Regions from separate parts of the Homo sapiens genome. Here region 2 is linked to region 1. The links are chromatin loops, found by intact Hi-C in ENCODE. Cell type or tissue: PC-9. All regions are shown on one strand. Links, peaks and the distances in the headings refer to the core of each region. The heading gives the core; the rest is flanking DNA. Region 1 has its middle 47 kb from the start of LINC01450. Region 2 has its middle 110 kb from the start of INHBA-AS1.

Region 1 (2,811 bases), core at 31-2,530:
GTGTGTAGTGGGCTCTGCCTCCTAGGTTTGTGTAAGTGCACTCCGTGATGCTCCCACAGCGATGACTTTGCCTAACTATGCATTTCTCAGAATGGATCCCCAGTTGTTAAGCAACTCATGACTGTATGTTGCTTTCCAAATTGATCACTTGGGACGGCCAGTGATGCTGTTAGTCCTCTCAGGGATTATTTAGTGTTAGACAGAAACAATAAATTCTAGCGACTTTATTTCTTAAAGCCTTTCTTTGACCGCTCTTATTCCATGCTAGTTTTCTCAACATATCCAGGGTCTCAACTTCAGAAGAACTAAAACATTCCTTCTTTCTCTTGGCTTCTAGGTCTGCTGCTGTAATGCATGTTCCCTCTGCACTGATTTTGTGGATAGGATGTAGGGACCAGACGCTGGAGGCACTGCCTCAATACCTGCCTGCCTGAGTTAGGAATCATCCTTAGCACCCACCAAGGACTTCCTAAGTGCTGGACCCTGTGCTAAGCCTGTTTCCTGCATGATCATTAATCCTTAAAATCTATGAAGAAAATCCCAATATCTACCCATTTTACAGATGAGGAAAGCCAGTTTGGATGGGTTCATCAGCTTGCACAGAGGCAGAAGGTATGGCGTCTGCTGGGATGACATCTGTACTGTTTCGGATGCTTGGAGCCCCCGCATGTTGTGATAATGTGGTGATTACTCAGCTAACGTAGATCAAAGAGGAATTTAAAGTCTTTCATATCACAGACTCTTTGTGGTCTTTAGACGATCATTAAAAAATTAAATATGTCCCTGTTATGTCTATTTTCTCCTAATGTTTTCCTAATGGGAGTGTGAGACTTTTTTACATGAGACAACTGGTTTATATTCCCCAGGAGCCAAGTGGAATGCCATGAATGAGAATGTCATTGCCCTGAATACCTTCGATGCTCTCATAACCACAAACTGTAGTACATATAAAGTGGATGGACAAACTTCCTGCATATTTGTCCCTTCCATTCCTGGCATGCTTCTTACACCGCAGAACATTATGCATATCCAGGAATTGAGGAGTCTTTTGAAAGGGAAATTCCCCCTCCTACCAATACAATGTAAGCTTCAAACCTAGTCAGTGTCATTGAGGGATTTACCATTTTTCTGCTCATGGTCACCACAATGTCACCAAGGAGAAGAGCAACCACATCCCTTGACCCATCCTCAGCCCTGCCCTGGCCAAGGTCCTTTTTTCAAGGCTGATGCCCTTCACTAATGGTACCGAGAGCAATCCCTTCCTTGGGACTCTTGCCCTGAAATTTCCCAAGACGTCTTGGAAGGCGTGGATGCAGGGTGAGGATGGGAGGTTTTAGAGGACCAGCCATTAAGGCCGTAGGCTAAAACTCTGGACTTCTTTTTCCAGATTGCTTCTGCTTCTAAAAGAGAATGTATGCATTAACCATTTCTCTCTGACATCTAGAAACATCTAGAAAGATGTTTTTGTTTTTGTGTAAACTTTTTTTTTAAGTATGAAACTTTTTTTTAGATGGAGTCTTGCTCTGTCGCCCAGGCTGGAGTGCAATGGCATGATCTCGGCTCACTGCAGCCTCTGCCACCCAGGTTCAAGCAATTCTCCTGCCTCAGCCTCCTGAGTAGCTGGGATTACAGGCATGCGCCACCTCTCTTAGTTAATTTTTGTATTTTTAGTAGAGACGGGATTTCACCATGTTGGCTAGGCTGGTCTTGAATTCCTGACCTCATGATCTACCTGCCTCGGCCTCCCAAAGCTCTGGGATTATAGGCATGAGCCACCGCACACAGCCTAAGTATAAAAGTTAAGGATCAGACAACCAGCTTCTATGAAAGTCTGAATTAAGCTGGCGCCTTTGATTTGGATAAAGACCGTACAAGACTTCTCACGTAGATGGGCATGTTAATACTATCTAAAGACAATCAGATTGTGTTTACCTAAATAATCATTTCTGAGATACCATAACTTCAGTTTCATTGTCCTTTTACTTTAAGTTGTTGCATTAGTTTCACTGAATATAAATAGAATTAGTATCAAGGCATCAGTGTCAAGATGAATGCAGCCTTCTGCCCTGGACTCCCAAAATTTCACAGAGCTTGATGGCAGGACAGCATTTTTCTGCAGGAACTCCTTAGTACAGCCAGGTCCAAACTGTAAAATACAGGCAACAAACTAGATGCCTGCAGGAGTCAAGCAAGTTGTATGAATGGATGGTTCAATTCAAGTGCTGGGGACAGCGCTGACCAGGTAAAGATGAGAAAACATACCCCCTTCAGCACAGGACCATCACCATTCGGTGGTTGCCAGGAGTAGGACTGGCTACATAATATGGGAGGCCCAGTGCAAAATGAAAATGCAGGGTTATTAGTCAGGAAGACCTACGCAGGTCGCAGGCCCATGAAGCTGGCCCTGGCCAGGAGGCAACGTAAGACCAAGGTGATGGTGGCAGCAGGTGCAGCTCCAGAGCACACATAGACCTGCGTTTGCACACCCCGTGAGACTGTTCAACTCAGAGAAATCCCGATGTGAATGTTGTAAAAAGTGTGCTGGCCTCCAAGGCCTCTCCTGGAGTCCACCCCTCGACCCATTTTGACTGCTCTGGGACTTACAAATGTTAACATGTGCAGAGTTCCTGAGATCAGCTGCACGGGTCTTTAATAACTTGGCAAGGGGCTTTCCAGAAAGCTATGGGTGCATAGCTGAACTCAGGTTAAAAATCTAATACACCTTCTTTTCCCTTCTTTCCATTCTAAAAAGAAATGGATGTCTTCCTTCCAACTACAGAATTTAACATTTTTTCACCTTTATTCATAACT
Region 2 (2,811 bases), core at 139-2,638, 550 kb before region 1:
TCTCTCCATCAGGCATAGTTCTTGCTAGTGGTCAAGGTGGAGGTGTCAGGATGGATTGTTGGTGAAGGAGAGGGGATAGGAGCCATAGCTGGGTGGCAGGGCCCCGGTTATGAGTTTCTGGCATTTTCCAAGAATTGGAAGACACTGGAGTTAAGCCACATCCCAAATGAGTAAGAAATCATGGAAACACCCAGTTCGATAGAAGGTATTCAGGCACTAGAGATTCTCCTTGTCCTAGATTCTGATTGAGTCTTTCAGAAATTGTGTGTGAATGTTCATGCTGTGTGTGTGTGTGTGTGTGTGTGTGTAGGTGGTTGGAGGGATGGTGTGGCGTGCTGGCATGCAAGTGCTCAGAGCTCATGGTTGGACATGTGAGCCCAAGGAAGCAAGAGGGTGGGGACAGAGGTGGCTCCAGAGCCTGGTGCATCTGGTCACATCCTATCACCTCTACTTAGAGAGGAAGTTAATCCCCAAAGTCTCAGATCATCGTCAATAAAAGGCAGACAGCCATAATAATAGTTTCTTAAGGGACTGTTTGGAGGAGGAAGGAGCTCAAGATTTATGTAGCACTTAATGTTTTGCTTGGCCACATACTGACTCTCAACAGCATTAGTTTCTTTCTTTCCATTCCTCCCTCCACCAACCCACCATTATCTGTGACTTTATCATGAGCTGAATGATGGGCCTTAGTTCAAATCCCTTCTGTTCCTATAAATATTAGCTAAGGAGCCAATGGGAACTCTTAGGACACATGTGGCTCTGGAGAGCTGCTCCAGACGGCTGGAAAGATAATGAGGGAAAGTGGGTCAGATTGCTGCTCTACAGAAGAGTAAACTTCTAGAGGCAAGGGGGTATGTGGTTTCAAGATTTATATTTCACTATCAGAAACTAGGAAGTAAAATCTCTTTACTCTTCCTTGTGTCAAAATCTTTTTTTTTTTTTTTTTTTTGAGACAGAATTTCAGTCTGTTGCCCAGGCTGGAGTGCAGTGGTGCCATCTCAGCTCACTGCAATCTCTACCTCCAGAGTTCAAGCGATTCTCCTTCCTCAGCCTTCCAAGTAGCTGAAATTACAGGTGCCTACCATCATGCCCAGCTAATTTTCATATTTTTAGTAAAGATGGGGTTTCACCATGTTGGCCAGGCTGGTCTTAAACTCCTGACCTCAAGCGATCCACCACCCTCAGCCTCCCAAACTGCTGGGATTATAGGCGTGAGTCATTGAGCCTGGCCCTTGTGTCAAAATCTTAAAGAAGTTTTAACTAATTCTTGTTTTCCAAACTAAGTAAAAACTATAATGTCACTAAGTGTTAAATTTGAACCTTGCCCCACTTTGATAATTCTTGACAGGTTTTACAAGAAAACATTTCACTTTAAGCACAATTTGTGTTTCAGAACACTTGCTTGCTGCTGGAAGATCATGGTGTTTCTGGCAGCTTTTCTTCGACCTCAATATAATTATTGTATCTTGCTAAACTCACCAGCTTCCAAAATCACTAGCTTCTTGCATATTTACCTTTGAAATCTCTATCAACCATCTCTTTGGTGACACTTGTTTTCAGCTGTCTTCTTAAAGAATGGGTCCTCAAGCATCTAAACCACAAGGCTGATTTTATCAGATCATTCTGAGAATTGAAATATCCCAACTCAACAATATAATTGTGTAGATATGGTGTTATACTTGATCTTAAATATGTAAAGAATTCAACTTGTTGTGTGTCATAGCTTTGAACTTGGGCTTCTAATAGAATAGGAATTCCACAGAATTCCTAGAAAAGAGCTCATGCACAAACAAAACAAGGAACCAGACATCCCTTTCCCCAGATTTGTGTGGAAAAAAGTATAGAGTGCTAGCACAGAGTGTGTTTCATGCCAAAGCTTTGTAATATGCCTTTTACTCAGTAAACCCTAATCATTCTGCACTTCACTTATGTAACCTCAACTATTTATGGGGGCTGAGAGGGAAAATATGATTAACTCCAAGTGGACAATTCTGGCTTCAAACCTCCAAATGATTCCTGTGTACTCAGTATTTACTCCCCTTAAAAAAGAACTGTTTCTATGGAGAACACACGTAGGTACAGAGAAGTCTCCATCACCCTGGGTGGGGTGGCTCATGCCTATCTGTAATCTTAGCACTTTGGGAAGCCAAGGTGGGCAGATCATGAGGTCAAGAGATCGAGACCATCCTGGCCAACATGGTGAAACCCCATTTCTACTAAAAATACAAAAATTAGCTGGATGTGGTGGCCCACGCCTGTAGTCCCAGCTACTTGGGAGGCTGAGGCAGGAGAATCGCTTGAACCTGGGAGGCAGAGGTTGCAGTGAGCTGAGATTGCTCCACTGCACTCCAGCCTGGTGACTTAGCAAGACTCCATCTTAAAAGAAAAAAAAAATCCATCAATAACTTCACACCAACAAACGTCATATTTAAAACAAAAGAAGCCCATGACATAATTAACTAGTTAGATTTTATCTAAGGACTGAATGTCCATAATAGAGTGGGAAAGCACACTTGTTAAAGTATAGTGTTCAGATGTGTTTTAGTTCAGCATGAGCTCCTCAAACTAATGTTCACAGGAAAAGTTTCTTCGGTGTTGTTACATGTTGTTTCATGTTGTTTGCATAGCATTTAAGCAAAGCAGAATATGCAGTAATAATCATCTGGTGACTCTTACTGCAAGTTAAGGAATAACTACATGAGTAGCAGTGGTCTTCAGATCCCCCCATTACAATTGCCCTCCCATTGCATTCCAGTAGATAATATTACTTATGAACACTTCTTATTTATTTAAATATAAAATCTTCACAGC

Evidence for each region. A loop is a pair of places that touch in the nucleus more often than their neighbours do. Peaks named below come from ENCODE experiments on the same cell type or tissue, not always from the same donor. Only the 100,000 strongest peaks of a DNase experiment are listed, where the experiment ranks them.
Region 2: a loop joins it to region 1, with 9 times the contacts of the local background. A loop is called at or near these places in 2 of 110 quality-filtered maps.

Annotation. Positions count from the first base shown.
Region 1 is chr7:41,025,728-41,028,538 of GRCh38, reverse strand. It overlaps a transcript of SUGCT not described here. Among named protein-coding and RNA genes, the nearest start is that of LINC01450, 47 kb to the right of the region's middle. RefSeq lists an enhancer at 1-129. In PC-9, for the core only: no CTCF peak of the experiment used is centred there; a DNase peak (open chromatin) is centred at 968.
Region 2 is chr7:41,579,165-41,581,975 of GRCh38, reverse strand. No RefSeq gene overlaps it. Among named protein-coding and RNA genes, the nearest start is that of INHBA-AS1, 110 kb to the left of the region's middle. In PC-9, for the core only: no CTCF peak of the experiment used is centred there; a DNase peak (open chromatin) is centred at 1,685; H3K27ac peaks cover 2,466 bases.